Regions from separate parts of the Homo sapiens genome. Here region 1 is linked to region 2. A link is an interaction called in ENCODE POLR2A ChIA-PET data of the cell type or tissue named here. Cell type or tissue: GM12878. All regions are shown on one strand. Each heading gives the region's core, and the rest is flanking DNA. Links, peaks and the distances in the headings are about the cores only.

Region 1 (8,974 bases), core at 92-8,091, 90 kb after region 2:
ATTTTCCCACAGTCCTGGAGGCCAGGAGTCCAAGATCAAGGTGTCGAAGGGGCCATGCTCTTCCCGAAGGGCCTAGGGAGGATCCATCTGCACATGTCTCAGCTTCTGGTGGCCGGCAATGCCTGATGTCCCGTCTGTGGCCATTCCAATCTCCGACTTCCTCTTCACATGGCCACCTTCCCGGTGCATCTGTGTCCAAACTTTCCTCTTCTTATGAAGACATCAGGCACTAGATTAGGGCCCATCCTAGTTGAGTGTGACATCATCTTAATGTGATTACATCTGCAGAGACCCTAGTTCCATATAAGGTCCCATTCTGAGGTCCCAGGTGGACATGGATTTTTGGGAAACGCGATTGGACCCAGCATTCATTGTAACGGGGCCTCTGCAGACGTGATTCTGCTAAGGGTGGTGACATGGGAAGAGCGGCCTGAATTCTCCTGTGGCCCCCACGGAATCACAAGCCTCCCTTGTAAGAGGGAGGCCAGAGGGTCAGCGTCAGAAGAGAAGGTGCTGTGATGATGGAAGCCGAGGTTGGAGTGATGCACTCTGAGGATGGACGAAGGGGCCATGAGCCCAGGAGTACAGGCAGCCTCTAGAAGCTGGAAAAGTCAAGGAGACGATTCTCCCCTGGAGGTTCCAGGAGCAACCAGCCCCGCCCACACCTTGACTTTAGCCCAGTGATGCCGATCTCAGACTTCTGACCTCCAGAACCGTAAGATGGGATACTTAAGCTGTTTCCAGCCGCCAACCTTGTGGTCACTTGTTACCGCAGCCATGGGAAACCAGATGCATCCATGAAGAGCTGTGTCTGTGACACGGCGTCGGCAGGGCTGCAGAACCGGGCTCCTGCGCCGCCCTTCCAGGGGAAACAGCCATGAATGAGCCCTCAGGCAGCCAACTGTTTCCCTGCAGAGCACCCGGGCCCGGCAGGCAGCCGGCTCCCAGACCACACACACTCCGCACAGTCCTGAGTCATCTGGCCTGAAGGTGCTTCCCTAGAGCCTCTTTACCGGAAATGGCCTGCGTTCGACCTGATTATTTTTCTAGCAATCGATGAACACTTCCCAGATGCAAAATTGGATAGCGGCCAGTTCCAGGCTGTGCATGGCCCAGGACGACCAATGCAAGAGCCTCCGGGGGGTTCTCTAGCCCGAGTGGTGTCACTGCATTCCCACTGTCCCCGAGCACCCACGGCATCACCGCCACCATCAGGGGAGCCTGAAGTGCCTGCAGAAGCTCTGGCCAGGCCCAGGGGGTGGACAGGAAGTCCAGTCATCCTCGGCATCCTGTGAACCGCTGCTTCTTGCATTTTTAATCTCGGCGGGTCCCACTTGCGTGTCTGAAAATGCAACTGCCTTATTTTCCCTAACAGGGCAGTTGAGGGGTGGGGTAGTACTTAACCTTGACAACAGGACATCTCTTGGTTTCTTTTTTTTTTTTTCTGAGTCGGAGCCTCACTCTGTCACCCAGACTGGAGTGCAGTGGTGCAATCTCAGCTCACTGCAACCTCCGCCTTCGGGGCTCAAGTGATTCTCCTGCCTCAGCCTCCCCAGTATTTGGGATTACAGGCATGTGCCACCATGCCCGGCTAATTTTTGTATTTTTAGTAGAGACGGGGTTTTATCATGTTGGCCAGACTGGTTTCAAACCCCTGATGTCAAGCGATCTGCCTGCCTCAGACTCCCGAAGTACTGGGATTACAGGCTTGTACCACCATGCCTGGCTAATTTTTGTATTTTTAGTAGAGATGGGGTTTCACCGTGTTGGCCAGGCTGGTTTCAAACTCCTGACCTCAAGTGATCCGCCTGCCTCTGCCTCCCAAAGTGCTGCTTACAGGTGTGAGCCACCATGCTCAGCCTCAGTCTCTCTATATCATCTCTGTTAATTTGCAGTGGTCTCTGCAGCAACTAGCCCACCCATGTGCACTCAGAGCCACTCAGGGCCCTCGCTCTTTCCCTCCTTCCTCTCCTCTCCCCCTAGATGAGTGGGAAGGAAGTTTAGGGACTTCACGGTTTTGCAGAGAGGCAAAGACGGAGCCCACCCACCGATCTTTTTACATGACAGGAGCCGTGATTAATTTCCCGGGGATGTCCTAATAAACTGCTGCAAACTGGGTGGCTAGCAATAGAGATGTGTTCTCTCCCGGTTCCGGAGGCCAGCGGTCTGAAATCAAAGCGTCTGCAGAGTGGAGAGAGGGAAGATCCTTCCTGCCTCTTCCAGCTTCCAGGGGCCCCAGGTGTTCCTTGGCTTGTGGCCGCATCACTCCCATCGCTGCCTCTGTCCTCGCGTAGCCTTCTTCTCTTCTTATACGGACATTCATGGTTGCACTTAGGGCACACATGGTCATCCAGGATGGCCTCATCTCAAGACCTTCTATTGATTACAGCAAAGATACTTTTTCTTTCTTTTTTTTTTTTTTTTTTTGAGACAGAGTCTCACTCTGTTGCCCAGGCTGGAGTGCGGTGGCCTGATCTCGGCTCACTGCAACCTCCGCCTCCCAGGTTCAAGTGATTCTCCTGCCTCAGCCTCCCGAATAGCTGGGACTACGGGCGTGCGCCACCACGCCCAGCTAATTTTTGTATTTTTAGTAGAGGCGGGGTTTCACCATGTTGGCCAGGATGATCTCAATCTCTTGACCTTGTGGTCCACTCACTTCGGCCTCCCAAAGGGCTGGGATTACAGGCGTGAGCCATCGCAGCCAGCCTATTTATTTATTTATTTATTTATTTTAGATGTGGTCTCGCTCCATCACCCAGGTTGGAGTGCGGTGGTGTGATCTCGGGTCACTGCAACCTCCGCCTCCTGGGTTCAAGCGATTCTCGTGCCTCAGCCTCCCGAGTAGCTGGGATTACAAATGTGCACCACCAAGTCCGGCTAACTTTTGTATTTTTAGTAGAGGTGGGGTTTCACCATGTTGGCCAGGCTGATCTCGAACTCCTGACCTCAGATGATTCACCTGTGTCGGCCTCTCAAAGTGCTGGGATTACAGGCATGAACCACCGTGCCCAGCCAGATTCTTTTTCCAAATAAGGTCACATTCACGGGTTCTGGGCATCAGGGCTTGGATATATCATTCTGGGGGCCACCAGTTAACCCACTCCAGCAAGCTTGGACATACCGGGCCACATCGGCCTACAGGGCTTGGGGAGTCACCCAGGCTGGGGCTGCTCCACTGTGCACGAGGGCTGTCCTCCACCTTGCACTGGAGGGAGCTGCCTCGTAACACGTTCGCTCTCAGCCTCCTCCTTAATCTGCCTCCTCCCTTGACTCCAGGGTCCCGACCAGGGGCAGAAGCTCTTTTTCACCTGTCCGCTCACCTTGCTGGAGCTGGGAGGGAGGATTTTCCACCTTCTTATGTTTGGGGTGTTCCTTCCATGAGGCACTGGGTTTTCCATCCCCTCTGGCTGATAATAAGTTTGAAGTTCAATAGGCCTGACCTTTTTTTTTCTTTTAAATTTCTCACTGACTTTGTTGTTTTTTTGTTTTTGTTTTTCTTTTTGTTTTTGTTTTGAGACGGAGTCTCGCTCTGTCACCCAGGCTGGAGTGCAGTGGTGCAATCTTGGCTCACTGCAAGCTCCGCCTCCTGGGTCCACGCCATTCTCCTGCCTCAGCCTCCGGAGTAGCTGGGACTACAGGCGCCCGCCACCATGCCCGGCTAATTTTTTTGTATTTTTAGTAGAGACAGGGTTTCACCGTGTTAGCCAGGATGGTCTCGATCTACTGACCTCATGATCCGCCTGCTTCGGCCTCCCAAAGTGCTGGGATTACAGGCGTGAGCCACCGCGCCTGGCCCTTTTTTCACTGACTTTGTAAAACAATCGTTTTTTTAAAAAAAACTTTTAATTTCCAGGGTACATGTGCAGGATGTGCAGGTTTGTTACTTAGGTAAACGTGTGTCACGAGGGTTTGTTGTACAGACTATTTCGTCACTCAGGTATTAAGCCCAGTATCCATGAGTTCTTCTTCCTGATCCCCTCCCCGCTCCCACCCTCCACCCTCCGACAGGCCCCAGTGGGTGGTGTTCCCTTCTATGCGTCCATGTCTTCTCATCGTTTAACTCCCACTTATCAGTGAGAACGTGCGGTATTTGGTTTTCGGTTCCTGCGTGAGTTTGCCAAGGACCACGGGCCTGACTCTTGATGCAAAAGGGGTGCAAAGGATGTGGGCAACCCCGTTCCCCTCTTCATTCCTTCCCAGGGCTCTGGTCTCACTGAGAACTCTAAAAGCTAAACAAGTTGCTTTCCTGCTGAGGTTCTGCTAAGCTTTCCTAGTCCCCCGAGGCAGGTAGGGGCTCCAGCTGAGGAGGAAAAAGGTCGGCTAGCCAGAAATTCAAATGACGGAAAGACATCCCTGTGTTCTAAGAAATAGGATCCCCTGACGTCCACCGACCTGGGCAATGTCACCAATAGGAGGCCTCAGAAGCACTTTTAACATCAACCTTACAGGGGGTGGGGTTTATACACAAGCACGTGTACCCATTTAAGTGGACAGCTGGATGAGGAACAGATGTCTATACCCGCCCAACTACCACCATGATACAGAATGTTCCCATCACGCCCATCTGCGTCCCACCTCCCCCAGCAACCATGGATCTGCTTTCTGTTGCTTTGCTGTAGACTTGCTTGCCTGTTCAAGAATATTCTGTAACTGGAAGCATACGGCATGGTCGAGGACTCCTTTTTTTTTTTTTTTTTTTTGAGATAGGGTCTCGCCCTGTTACCCAGGCTGGAGTGCAGTGGCGTGATCTCAGCTCACTGCAACTTCCGCCTCCCAGATTCAAGCGATTCTCCTGCCCCAGCCTCCTGAGTAGCTGGGACTACAGGCAAGTGCCACCACGCCCGGCTCATTTTTGTATTTTTAGTAGAGATGGGGTTTCACCATGTTGGTCAGGCTGGTCTCGAACTCCTGACCTCGTGAACCACCCACCTCGGCCTCCCAAAGTGCTGGAATTACAGGCACGAGCCACCACGCCCAGCCAGTCGAGGATTCTTGACTCCTCTCTTCCCTTCCTGCTCCCCTGAAACTCGTCCCACACCTGGTCCACTTGACGCAGGTAGAAGCCACATCAGTCCCTCCTTTCTCCTGCAGCCCATCCGCCATTTTGGTTGGGGGCTCTGGACTCACCCTATGGGGAGGCGCTGTGGCCCAGTGGCCAGCTGCCCACCTCCTGGGTTTGGATCCTAGCCCACCATTTCCTCACTTGAGACGCTGGGCATGTTCCTCAGGCTCTCCAGGGCTCAGCTTTCCTCATCTGGGGAATGGGGCTGAGAACATCAACCTCCGTGCTTCAGGAGCAAACAACAACACTAAAAGTTCTGGCTGGGTGCGGTGGCTCACACCTATAATCCCAGCACTTTGGGAGTCCGAGGCAGGCAGATCATCTGAGGTCAGGAGTTCGAGACCAGCCTGGCCAACATGGTGAAACTCCGTCTCTACTAAAAATACAAAAATTAGCCAGGCGTGGTGGCGCATGCCTGTAATCCCAGCTACTGGGGAGGCTGAGGCAGAAGAATTGCTTGAGCCCCGAAGGCAGAGGTTGCAGTGAGCTGAGATCGCACCACTGCACTCCAGCCTGGGTGACAGAATGAGACTCTGTCTCAAAAAAAAAGAAAAAAGTTAGCATTCCCTGAGGGTGAGCACAGTGAGCTCCCAGCTGGTCAAGCCTGGCCAATGAGGAAAGATTTTTAAATGAATGCAAATATATTTCTTTTTATGCTAAAATTAAAATTAATAATGCCTATTTCTTTTTTTTTTGAGAGGGAGTCTCGCTCTGTCGCCCAGGCTGGAGTGCAGTGGCTCGATCTCGGCTCACTGCAAGCTCCACCTCCCGGGTTCATGCTATTCTCCTGCCTCAGCCTCCCAAGTAGCTGGGACTACAGGCGCCCGTCACCACGCCCGGCTAATTTTTTGTATTTTTTTAGTAGAGACGGGGTTTTACCATGTTAGCCAGGATGGTCTCGATCTCCTGACCTAGTGATCTGCCCACCTCGGCCTCCCAAAGTGCTGGGATTACAGGCGTGAACCACCGCGCCCAGCCAATAATGCCTATTTCACTCGGTTGCTGTGAGGTTCAAATTAGGCATGTAAAATGCCTGGCTGTTTCTTTCTTTTTTTTTTTTTTTAAAGAAAAACCTACACATGTTAATTATTTTAATTGTTCCTCTTCTCTGGTCTCCACTTTGCAGCCAGAATCATTACCTGAAAACCCAAGCCTGACCAGACACTTCCCTGCCCATTAATGACCTTAGTTATCTTCATTACTGGCAACTTTCTGGGTTCATCTCTCTCTACTGCACCCAGCTCCCTGCCCCATACCCTCCCCACCCACCTGCAAGCACATGCACCCCTCTACACATCAGTAGCACTAAGCTTTTTCCTTCTCTCTGAGCCCACAGGGGCCTTTTGTGCCACTGGACCTTTGCACATGCTCTCTCTCCACCTGGGAAACCCCACCTTTCAAGACCCAGCACCGACATCACCTCCTCTGTGAAGGCATGTGGTTGGCAAGGTAGGCAGTTGCTTCTATCTTTTGTCTTCCTTAGCAACATCTTGCTGTCATGCAAATTGCTTTGCTCACCTGTTAAAATAAATGAGGTGAATTGAATTATCGGTTCTGGTTCTCCACTCTGCTGTCTGTTCTACAGCCCAATGGCCTTGGGGTCTACCATGGCCTCGTGGTGGGCAAAGAGTACTTTCCACCTCTTGACTTTGAGCTTAGCCATGTGACTTGCTTTGATTGATGGGCTTCCGCCATGGCCACAAGGAGAAAATGCCCCAGGCAATCCACGGGTCACAGAACAAAGTGTCCAGTAGAATTGGATCCATCCTGTAGCTTGAGCCCAGCATAGATCAGGTGACCCCACCCCACCCCATTTTCCCAGATGATTTGCAGACAGAGAGCAAGAATAAAGCCACAGAGTTACAGGTGGTTTGTTACTCAGCATCACCGTGGCAATAGGTAACTGTGACAATTGTTCCATCTCCTCTTTTACTTCGAGCATCTATAAGCTGGAGACCACGTCTCACTCCCTGGGTATCCCCAGTACCAGCATAAGGCTGATATTTGAAGGGGAAGGAAATTTCAGAGGGCCCTGTGAAATACTGATTGTTAACTTCAGCCAGCAGGGAAAGAGACAGAAACAGGAAATCCAAGCACTGGCAGGCCCTCCCAAAGATAGCTTAGGGGCCAAGATCATAGGCCTGGTAATTGGACAGCACAGGTTGGAATTCCAGCAACTTCCTTCAGTTCACTGAGATGCCACTTCATCAGCCATGGAGGGGAGCTAAGAATCTTGTCAGTCTCACAGTGTTGTTGGGAGGATTAAATGATTGAATGTAGGCAAATCCCTGCATATAGTGTTTGGCACGTTGCCAGTTCCTCGAAGACACTCCATCAAATTGATATTGGAGAGACATGCAAAGTAACCCAAGAACTGTACTTAGCAATGACAAGAACTGGAGAGCATTTATTCATGAAAAGTATCCTCTGGCAAGGGAAGTTTTCGAGCAGAATACACAACTTTAGAGAGAGGGCTTAGCAGGAGCATAAGGAAGGCGAACACACCGTTCCTGACAGAATACTCACCTTCAGGACCTTCCACGACCTTCCATGACCTCATGTCTCCTAAATTTCCAGGATTATCAAGTTTGCTCTTCTGATGATTCAAATCATAGAAACTATAATTGTGAGCTTAGGAAAAAAAAAATACTTAACTTCTGGTCTAGGTTTTATTCTGTTTCCTAATGATAACTGAAGGTAAGTCCAAACATGCAATTTTTTTCCAAACATGCATTTTTCAATTGATCTTTTCCTTAATGAGTCATCTCATGATTGGCCTCATTATTTTAGAAAAATCATCTATTTTATGTATATCCCTAATGAAACTTCAACTTTTTACATATCTGCAAGCAAATAATATAGATAAATTGGAATCAGACAGGCAATGCAACTAATCTAAAAGAAGACAAGAAAATGGGGAGAAAGTAACAAAGAAGAGATAAGACAAATTGAAAATCAAATAGCATGATAGCAGGTTTTAACCCAACTATATTGATTTATGTTAAATGTAAATGTTCTAAACATTCCAACATAATGTAAGGTTGTCAGATTGTATGAAAAAGCAAGGCCCAACGGTATGCTGTCTACAAGAAACCAACTTTAACTACAAAGACATAAATAGGTTAAAAGTAAAGAGATGGAAAAATGTATACCATGCAACATGCTTATACTCACCAAATGAAAGCTGGAGTGGTGATATTAATATTAGACAAAGGAATATTTCCAGGGATAAAGATGGGTTTGTCATAATTACAAAAAGGCCAACTCATCAAGGATATAGAAAATTCCTAAATGTATACATGCCAAATAATACAGCTTTTTTTTTTTTTTGATACGGAGTCTTGCTCTGTCGCCCAGGCTGGAGTGCAGTGGTGCAATCTTGGCTCACTGCAAGCTCCACCTCCCGGGTTCGCACCATTCTCCTGCCTCAGCCTCCCAAGCAGCTGTGACTACAGGCGCCCGCCACCACGCCTGGCTAATTTTTTGTATTTTTAGTAGAGACGGAGTTTCACCCTGTTAGCTAGGATGGTCTCGATCTCCTGACCTTGTGATCCGCCCGCCTCGTGCCTGGCCAGCATTCTATATTATTGATCTATTTATCGACCTCAATACAAGTACCATGCGGTGTTGCTAAGTTTTATAACAATTTTGAAGGGGACTGTAAATCTTCTAACTTCGGTCATGCTTTAAAGTTGTTTCGACTGTGTTTTATTTTTTCATATTTCCATAGGTATTTTAGAATCCACTTAATTTCTACCAGAAAAAAAAAAAAAGCTGCTGGGATTTTGATTGGGATTGCATTGACTCTATAGATCACTCTGGGGAGACCCTCAAATCCTGGCTTGTTGAATACAGTGTATTTATCCGTTTACTTGGGTCTTTCCTTTCATTCAGGTATGTTTGTAGTTTTCA
Region 2 (8,000 bases), core at 1-8,000:
CAAAAATTAGCCGGGCCTGGCAGTGGGTGCCTGTAATCCCAGCTACTTGGGAGGCTGAGGCATGAGAATCACTTGAACCTGCGGGGCAGAGGTTGCAATGAGCCGAGGTCAAGCCGCTGCACTCCAGCCTGGGCAAAACAGCGAAACTCTGAAACTCCGTCTCAAACAAACAAACAAACAACAAAAAAAGGCGTGTTTATATGTAAACACAGAAGAAACCTGAAAGAAAATACACTGGAATGTTTACAGAGGTTGTTTCTGGGTATGGGAAGTTGAGTGCTATGAAGATCTTAAAATTATTTTCACTATATTGTTGAGGTTTCTCTAGTCTTTTTGAGACACGGTCTTGCTCTGTCACCGAGGCTAGAGTGCAGTGGTGCAATCTCCACTCACTGTAGCCTCCTCCACCTCCTGGGTTCAATCAATTCTCCTACCTCAGCCTCCCAAGTACCTGGGACTACAGGTGCATGCCACCATGCCCGGCTTTTTTTTTTTTTTTTGTATTTTTAGTAGAGATGGGATTACACCCTGTTGGTCAAGCTGGTCTTGAACTCCTGGCCTCATGTGATCCTCCCACCTCAGCCTCCCAATGTACCTGGATTACAGGCATGAGCCGCCGCACCCGGCCTAGAAAGGCCCTTTAAAGGCCAGAGTAAAGGGGCAGGAACAATCCAGGGACTCTCTGAAGAGCTCCCCAGAAGCACGGGGCTCCCTCCTAGAGGCCAGCCAGGGACAGGCACGTGGGGCTGCATCCCCCTCAATTGCCTTGAAAGTGACCTGAGGAGGAAGAGCTTGCCTTTTGGCATCACCCAACACACAGACGGGATTAAGGAGGGTGGACGGCCGGTTCTGGTTCCAGAGGCAGACAGGGAAGCTGCCCTGTGGAGTCCTGAAGCCAGCACTAAAAGGACGGCAGAAGAGGAACCCCTGAGTGCTTAGTCTTCTGGCTTTTAAAAAGTGTAATTTATTTTTAATTATTAAGAAATATCATTTATATGTATATAACTGTCTCTATATGTATGAGTGTACATACATGACTGTGGACACAGATGCTCCCTGACTTACGGTGGGTCGCGTCCTGATAAACCCATCGGAAGTCAGAAGTCCACATCGGAAATGCACTGAATACACCTCGCCTCCATCACAGCTCAGCCTCGCCTACCTTCCGTGTGCTCAGGACACTGACCTTAGCCCACAGCTGAGCAAAATCACCTAACACAGGCCTATTTTACAAGGAAGTTAGTATAAAGAATTTTCAATCAAAATGCAAAATTTGAAGTATGGTTTTTGCTGAATACATATGGCTCTCACACCATTATAAAGTTGAAAAGTCATAAGTTGAACGATCTTAAGTGTCTAAGACTGTCTGTATATGTGTATGTGTCTGTGTGTGTGTGTCTCTCTCTATATATAGTCTTTTTTTTTAAAGGATTCCAATCCTGGCTGGGCACGGTGGCTCACACCTGTACTCCCAGCACTTTGGGAGGCTGAGGTGGGCGGATCACTTGAGGTCACGAATTCGAGACCAGCCTGGCCAACATGGTGAAATCCCATCTCTACTAAACATATATATATATGAAAAAAATTAGCCAGGTGTGGTGGCGGGTGCCTGTAATCCCAGCTACCTGGGAGGCTGAGGCAGGATAATCACTGAACCCAGGAGGCAGAGGTTGCAGTGAGTGGAGATCGCGCCACTGCATCCCAGCCTGGGCAACAGAGGGAGACTCCATCTCCAAAAAAAAAAAAAAAGGATTCCAATCTTGTTCTCCCAGAGTCTCACCCCTCTATTGATCCCTCAGGAAAATTTCAAAGTTAGACAGGTACAGGTTTAGCTCTCATCTTTAGGACCTTGGGCTGGTTAACCCTTTTCTCTGAGCCTCAGTTTCCCCATCTGTAAACTGGGTTCCTCAAAGTGCCCACTCCTTAGGGACACTGTAAAAAGTCCATGAGCCTCTCCAGGGAGGTACCTGGGCCAGAGGCGAGCATCCAGCAGGTGCTCAGTAGCCGGGAGCTACAAATGCCATCGCCCCTGCTAGGTTTAAACCTTGCCCTCCCTTCAAAGTGAGAATGTGGGCAACGCAGGCTGGGTATGCACAAGTGGTGAGTGAACTATCCTCACAAAGCCCACACTCTAGGGAACTGTCAAACCTCTTCATCTCATTTGATGAAATATATCATTATTCTTAGGGGGGAAAAGTTTCAGACTAGCACGTATAATACAATCTCCGTTTTGATTTGTATGTGAGTTTTATGTGCACGGGGGAAAAACAGGTCAAGAAAAGTTATAAATCAGCAGTTAACTGAGGTTAACAGGGCACCTGTTGGGACTCTTACTTTTTGCTCTCTGGATGTATTATTTAAATAATAAGTATGTATTTCTTGTATCGTAAAGACAGGAACAAGTATATCTTGGCATTCAAGGGTCTCCCTGGCCCCTTCTTGGGAAGGGTCTGTGCCCCAAGTTCAGTGGCCTGTCCAGGCTGAGGAAGTCATGAGTGCTGCTTAAAAGCATGGATTCTGGTACAGGCGGCCTAGGTTTGAGTCCCAGCTCTGCCCCTGGTAGGCTGGGTGACCTTGGGCAAGTCGTTTAACCTCTCTGTGCTTCCCTTCCTTTACTGATAAAATAGGGATAATGACGGTTCCTACTTTGCAGGGCTGTTGGGGAATGAGATGTGCTAACGTGTGCAGAGCTGGTGGAAGTTTGGAATACGAGTGGAGGAGGGGAACCTGCCTGTCTGCTATCAGCAGCTCCTCTGCAGAGCACAGAGAACCTCATGTCCCAGCCTCGGGGCAGCCTGGCTTGGGGGAGAGTGCAGGGCTCCTTAGATCTGGAAATGATAGCTTAGTATCTTCTGTTTCTCAGGATTTCTAGACCCATAGCGAGATCTTCAGTCACCTGACCCTTGAGATTCTCGGTGCTGAGTTGTCTAATACAGTAGCCACCAGCCGTGGGTACTCACTGAGACCCAAAATGGGCTCGTCCAAATGGAGATGTGCCTAAGGGTGAAACACACACCAGATCTCCAAGACCTTATACCCAAAAAAGAATGTAAATTTCTTATTTCTAATAATAATTTTCTATTGATTACATACTGAAATAATATGGATATATTGGGATAAGTAAAATGCATCCTAAAATTTCCCTTCCATTACTTCTTCCTTTGGCTTCTAGAAACTTTAGAATCCCATGTGTGCTCACATCATATCTCTGCTGCACTTGCCACAGCAGACCACACCCCTATGAGGACAGGGATTTTTCTCTCTTCTGTTCCCGGCAGTGTCCCCAGTCCCTAGCGCAGGGGCTGCCCATGAGTGTTAGGTGAATGAATTTGCGATTCAGATGGCTGTGCACCCATATATACCTTTGTATAAAGGTGACATTTTAAAAAATCAAGTGGCCAAGAATGCTCACTGTCATTGTTTATATATTTCCCAATCTCTTGCAAAATCTGTGTTAAAAAATGGTTCTGGTCTAAGAAAAATTCTGAACTGACATTCACCCAGATGTCCGGCATTTCCCCAAGAATATTCAGACACCTTCGTCCCAGTATTGAAAGCTCTTCCTGATGTCTTTTCTTTCCTTTGATACCCAGGTGGGCAGGGGTGAGAGAGCAGGTGCTAGTCTCTTATGTTGCCTCATTTCTGCATGGCTGCCTTTCAAAACGTCCAGGAAGTCCTCTTCTAGAGGAGGATCATTGCTAAACCAAAACCACTGTGAAGCAGAACTGACCTTCGGCCCCGTGTGCTGAGAATCCTGTTTGGGGGTTTTGGTGGTTTGTGTGATTGAAGGATTCCCTACATTTAAAGTACAGTTTGCTGTGAACTGGTCACAGTATATACAACATCTACGTCTCCCTTGGGACTGCCTGTGACCGCCCCCTCGCCAAGGGCTTACCAGCCGTCAGGGACAGAGCCACCCTCTGACTCCAGGCTGGGTTTCCACAGCCCCTATTGGGAATAAGCTCCTGGGAAATTTCCCAGCCTCTGCTTTGTGCAGAGATGGTGGCTGAGATCCCACCTAAATAAGGAAAGGACAGGGCATGGCCACACCCAGGTGTCTCTGCAGGGTTCTCTTGGGAGCCATGTCCCCAAGGAGTCCCCTCTGGACAGTAAGACTAGCCCTCTTGATGCCTCCCTGAACTGTCCCTCCACAACAGTGACCCCCTGGGCCCTGCTGCTGGCATTGTCATTTCTGCACTGTGTCCTCTCACTAGATGGCAAATCCCATGACGGCAGAGGTCTGCTGTTGTGCTCCCTGTGGGATCCTGGGTGCCAGGGACATCGTCAGCGCTCCCTAAGTGTATGATGCCTGCATGGAGTGAGCGTTGGAAGGATGGAAGCAAGGATGAAAGAATGAATTCCTGGAAGATCCCTGACCCCTCATCCTGAGAGATAAGTCATGTAGGCCATTTCTTAGGATCCAGCCACCTGACCCTATGAGAAAAGAACCATGGCATCTTTTGAAGTTGTGGCAACAGGTGCCCCTGGGTTTCATGTCATGCTTACTGTGAGCCGCTAGCCGAGGGCTGGACACACACCTCTCACATAATTCTCATGGCAACCCATTAGAGAGAGGAGCTGCCAAGGCCCAGGGAGACTGCCCAAGGTGACCCTGCTGGGGACTGGGGGAGCAGTGTCCCCAGTGCAGCGGGCGCCACATACTGTCCCGGCCATCACCCTGTTGGGGGCTCCAGTGCTCACTCCCCTTCTGAGCTGTGAGTTCTAGGGCTCAATCATCTGTGCCCTGGGTCCCAGCACAGGTGCGTGATGAATATTCAGTGAATGAGTGACTTTTTTTTTTTTTTTTTTTTTTTGAGATGGAGTCTCGCTCTGTCACCCAGGCTGGAGTACAGTGGTGGAATCTCGGCTCAGTGCAACCTCCGCCTCCTGGTTTCAAGCGATTCTCCTGCCTCAGCCTCCCGAGTAGCTGGCATTACAGGCGTGCACCACCATGCCCAGCTAATTTCTGTATTTTTAGTAGAGACGGGGCTTCACCATGTTGGTCAGGCTGGTCTCGAACTCCTGACCTCAAGTGATCTGCCCGTCTCGACCTCCCAAAGTGCTGGGATTACAGGTGTGAGCCACCACGCCTGGCTGAATGACTCTTAGTAGCAAAATAATATCAGAATCAAGGGTATAAAATCTTGAAGATGCGGTGTGTTTTTCACACTTATGCACATCTCCAAACGGGCTCAGGATAAGCCCATTTTAGGTCTCAGTGAGCACCCACCGTTGGTGGCTACTGTACTGGACAACTCAGCGCTGAGAATCTCAAGGGTTGGGTCACTGAAAATCCCTCTATGTGTCCAGAAACCCTAAGAAACAGAAACTATTGAGCTGTTATTTCCACATCTAACAGGCTCTGCACTCTCCCCCAGGCCAGGCTGGAGCAAGGGTGGGACGTGTGTGCTGACTGACTTGTGTCAGGTTTGCCAGGTTCGCGTGACTCTTAGAACGGCAGCTGTCACAGTCGAGCATGCAGCACGATGCCCCCGAGGACCTGCTCAGACGCAGGCTGCTGGGCCCCTCCCAGAGATTCCGATTCAGCAGAGCTGGGTGGGGCCGGAGGATGTGCTTTTCCAACAAGCTCTGGGTTGATCTGGACACTGTTGGCCTGGGGACCCCACCTGGAGACCTCCTGCCCTGCCACCACCCCAGGGGGCAGGTAATATTATTCCCCCCTTTATAGGTGAGGAAACTGAGGCACAGAAAAGCTGAACCCAAGCATTATCACAGATGCCAGTCCACAGGACGGAGGAGCAGAGAGTCTGAGGAGCAAGAAAAGCAAAGTCTTAACTCTGGAAATGCTGCAGAAAATCACTAAAATCTTTCTAGAGTACAGAAGGCACCAGTGACATGTGTGCTTGGGAGGGATGCCTGGAAGACACCTACAAAGACAGCGACAGTGGCGATTTGGGTGGGTGTCACAGGAAGAGAGAAAGACCGACAGCCCCCCACACCCTGGGTGATAGTGGGGCGGGTGGGAAAGCTGCTTCGGGGGCCTTCTCTCCATCCCTGCCCTCCCCAGGGGCCTACCAATGGGGCCCCCACAATGAGGTCCCTGTCCCCAGCCCACAGGGCACTGCTGTGATGTTCTCATGAATCAGCCCGACAGGGAACAAATCCCAGCTGGCTGCGCTGCTCAGGAAGACTGTTTTCTCTCAAAGAGGGTACAAAGAGCTCAATAAATTGATGTCCTGGGATTTCTTTCCAGCCCGGCCAGGAAATTCCTCCTAATCAGCTGCTTCATTTCCCTCCCATTAAATCAGTGGAATTTCCCTTCATTAAGCTTTTCCCAATCAAAGGCCGCACGTGCTGAAGGAGAAAACGTGGAAGCTGTCTACTTGGGCTCTTCAGGGCTGCCGATGGCAGAGTCACCGGGCAGGGGTCCCGGGAAGAATGGGCACGATCTGGGTACAAGTGATGCTGTGGCATCTTCACAGACAGGGCAAGCCCGCTGCACAAAGTGCCCAGGAGGCTGGCAGTGGAAGCAGGGGCCGTGTCCCAGGAGGCAGGAAGGCCTGAGCGTCCAGGGGCCCAGGGCAAGTTACAGCCTTGATTTTATTCCTTCTCTAAAGAACGTCCCTCAAATATGAAATCTTCAACATTGCCCTGTTACGAGCTCGCCTGTGGTCCCTCAAAATCCATATGTTAATGTCCTAACCCTCAAGTGCACCTCAGAATGTGACTGTATTTGCAGATCTTTAAAGAGATAATCATGGCGGCCGAGTGCGGTGGCTCACACCTGTGATCCCAGCACTTTGGGAGGCCAAGCCAGGCAGATCACCTGAGGTCAGGAGTTGGAGACCAGCCTGGCCAACAGGGCGAGATCCAATCTCTACTAAAAATACAAAAATTAGCCGGGCATGGTGGTGCATGCCTGTAATCCCAGCTACTTGGGAGGCTGAGTGCCCTTTCTGAATGACACTCAGGAAAGGCCCCACTTAGGAATTTCACTTCTAGGGACTTTGTTTGGTCTTTTTTTCTTTTTTTTGAGACAGAGTTTTGCTCTTGTTGCCCAGGCTGGAGTGCAGTGACACAATCCCGGCTCACTACAGCCTCTACCTCCCGGGTTCAAGTGATTCTCCTGCCTCACCTGACCTCAGGTGATCCACCCACCACTGCTTCCCACAGTGCTGGGATTACAGGCTTGCGTCATCACACCCGGCCCACTTCTAGGGATTTAAGGAAACAGTCACGGTGTGTGCAAGCATTCCTGGAGAAGACTACTTACTAGGGGAGGATCTGCTCCCTGGGATGGAAAGGACTCACACCAGCTACGAAGAGAAACGCGCTACAGTCATTCACAGTCACTACCAATGACTTATGGTCATAGATTTCCATAAAGGTATGGTCTCGAGTGGAAATACGGAGTAATCAACATAACCCTCATTTGCAGAGTGCTTCTTACTGCCACTTCTTTTTTTTTTTGAGATGGAGTCTCACTCTGTCGCCCAGGCTGGAGTGCGGTGGCGCGATCTCAGCTCACTGCAAGCTCCGCCTCCCGGGTTCACGCCATTCTCCTGCCTCAGCCTCCCGGGTAGCTGGGACTACAGGCGTGTGCCACCACGCCTGGCTAATTTTTTGTATTTTTAGTAGAGACGGGGGTTTCATCATGTTAGCCAGGATGGTCTCGATCTCCTGACCTCATGATCTGCCTGCCTCGGCCTCCCAAAGTGCTGGGATTACAGGCGTGAGCCACCACGCCCAGCCACTGCCACTTCTTACTGGCAATAGGTAGGCACCATTTCCGTTCACCTCCCAACAGCCCTGTGGGGCAGGGTTTATGATTATCCCTATTTCACAGATGAGAAAACTGAGGCTCAAGGAAATCAGGTGGCTTACTCGGGGTCACAAAGCTGGTAAGAAACAGGGCCCAGGTCTGTTGGACTCCAGGCTCCCTAATCTTATTTAACTCTATGTAACTATATTACGATGTAGCTTTATATGACTAGTATGTAACTATCATTTGATCCCATTTTTTTGTGGGAAAAAAATGC

Evidence for each region. ChIA-PET counts read pairs that join two places held together with the same protein. Peaks named below come from ENCODE experiments on the same cell type or tissue, not always from the same donor. Only the 100,000 strongest peaks of a DNase experiment are listed, where the experiment ranks them.
Region 1: POLR2A ChIA-PET joins it to region 2 with 8 read pairs; 4 of 35 experiments call an interaction of 5 or more read pairs at or near these places.

Annotation. Positions count from the first base shown.
Region 1 is chr16:84,798,731-84,807,704 of GRCh38, reverse strand. LOC105371378 (a long non-coding RNA gene) reads right to left here. Exons shown (of 3, transcript XR_001752293.2): 3 at 7,443-7,693. Among named protein-coding and RNA genes, the nearest start is that of CRISPLD2, 17 kb to the left of the region's middle. RefSeq lists enhancers at 534-1,110, 1,111-1,689, 2,857-3,357 and a silencer at 950-1,149. In GM12878, for the core only: no CTCF peak of the experiment used is centred there; a DNase peak (open chromatin) is centred at 1,334.
Region 2 is chr16:84,889,790-84,897,789 of GRCh38, reverse strand. The region is part of intron 14 of CRISPLD2 (cysteine rich secretory protein LCCL domain containing 2); the gene reads right to left. Among named protein-coding and RNA genes, the nearest start is that of LINC02176, 34 kb to the left of the region's middle. In GM12878, for the core only: no CTCF peak of the experiment used is centred there; a DNase peak (open chromatin) is centred at 3,759.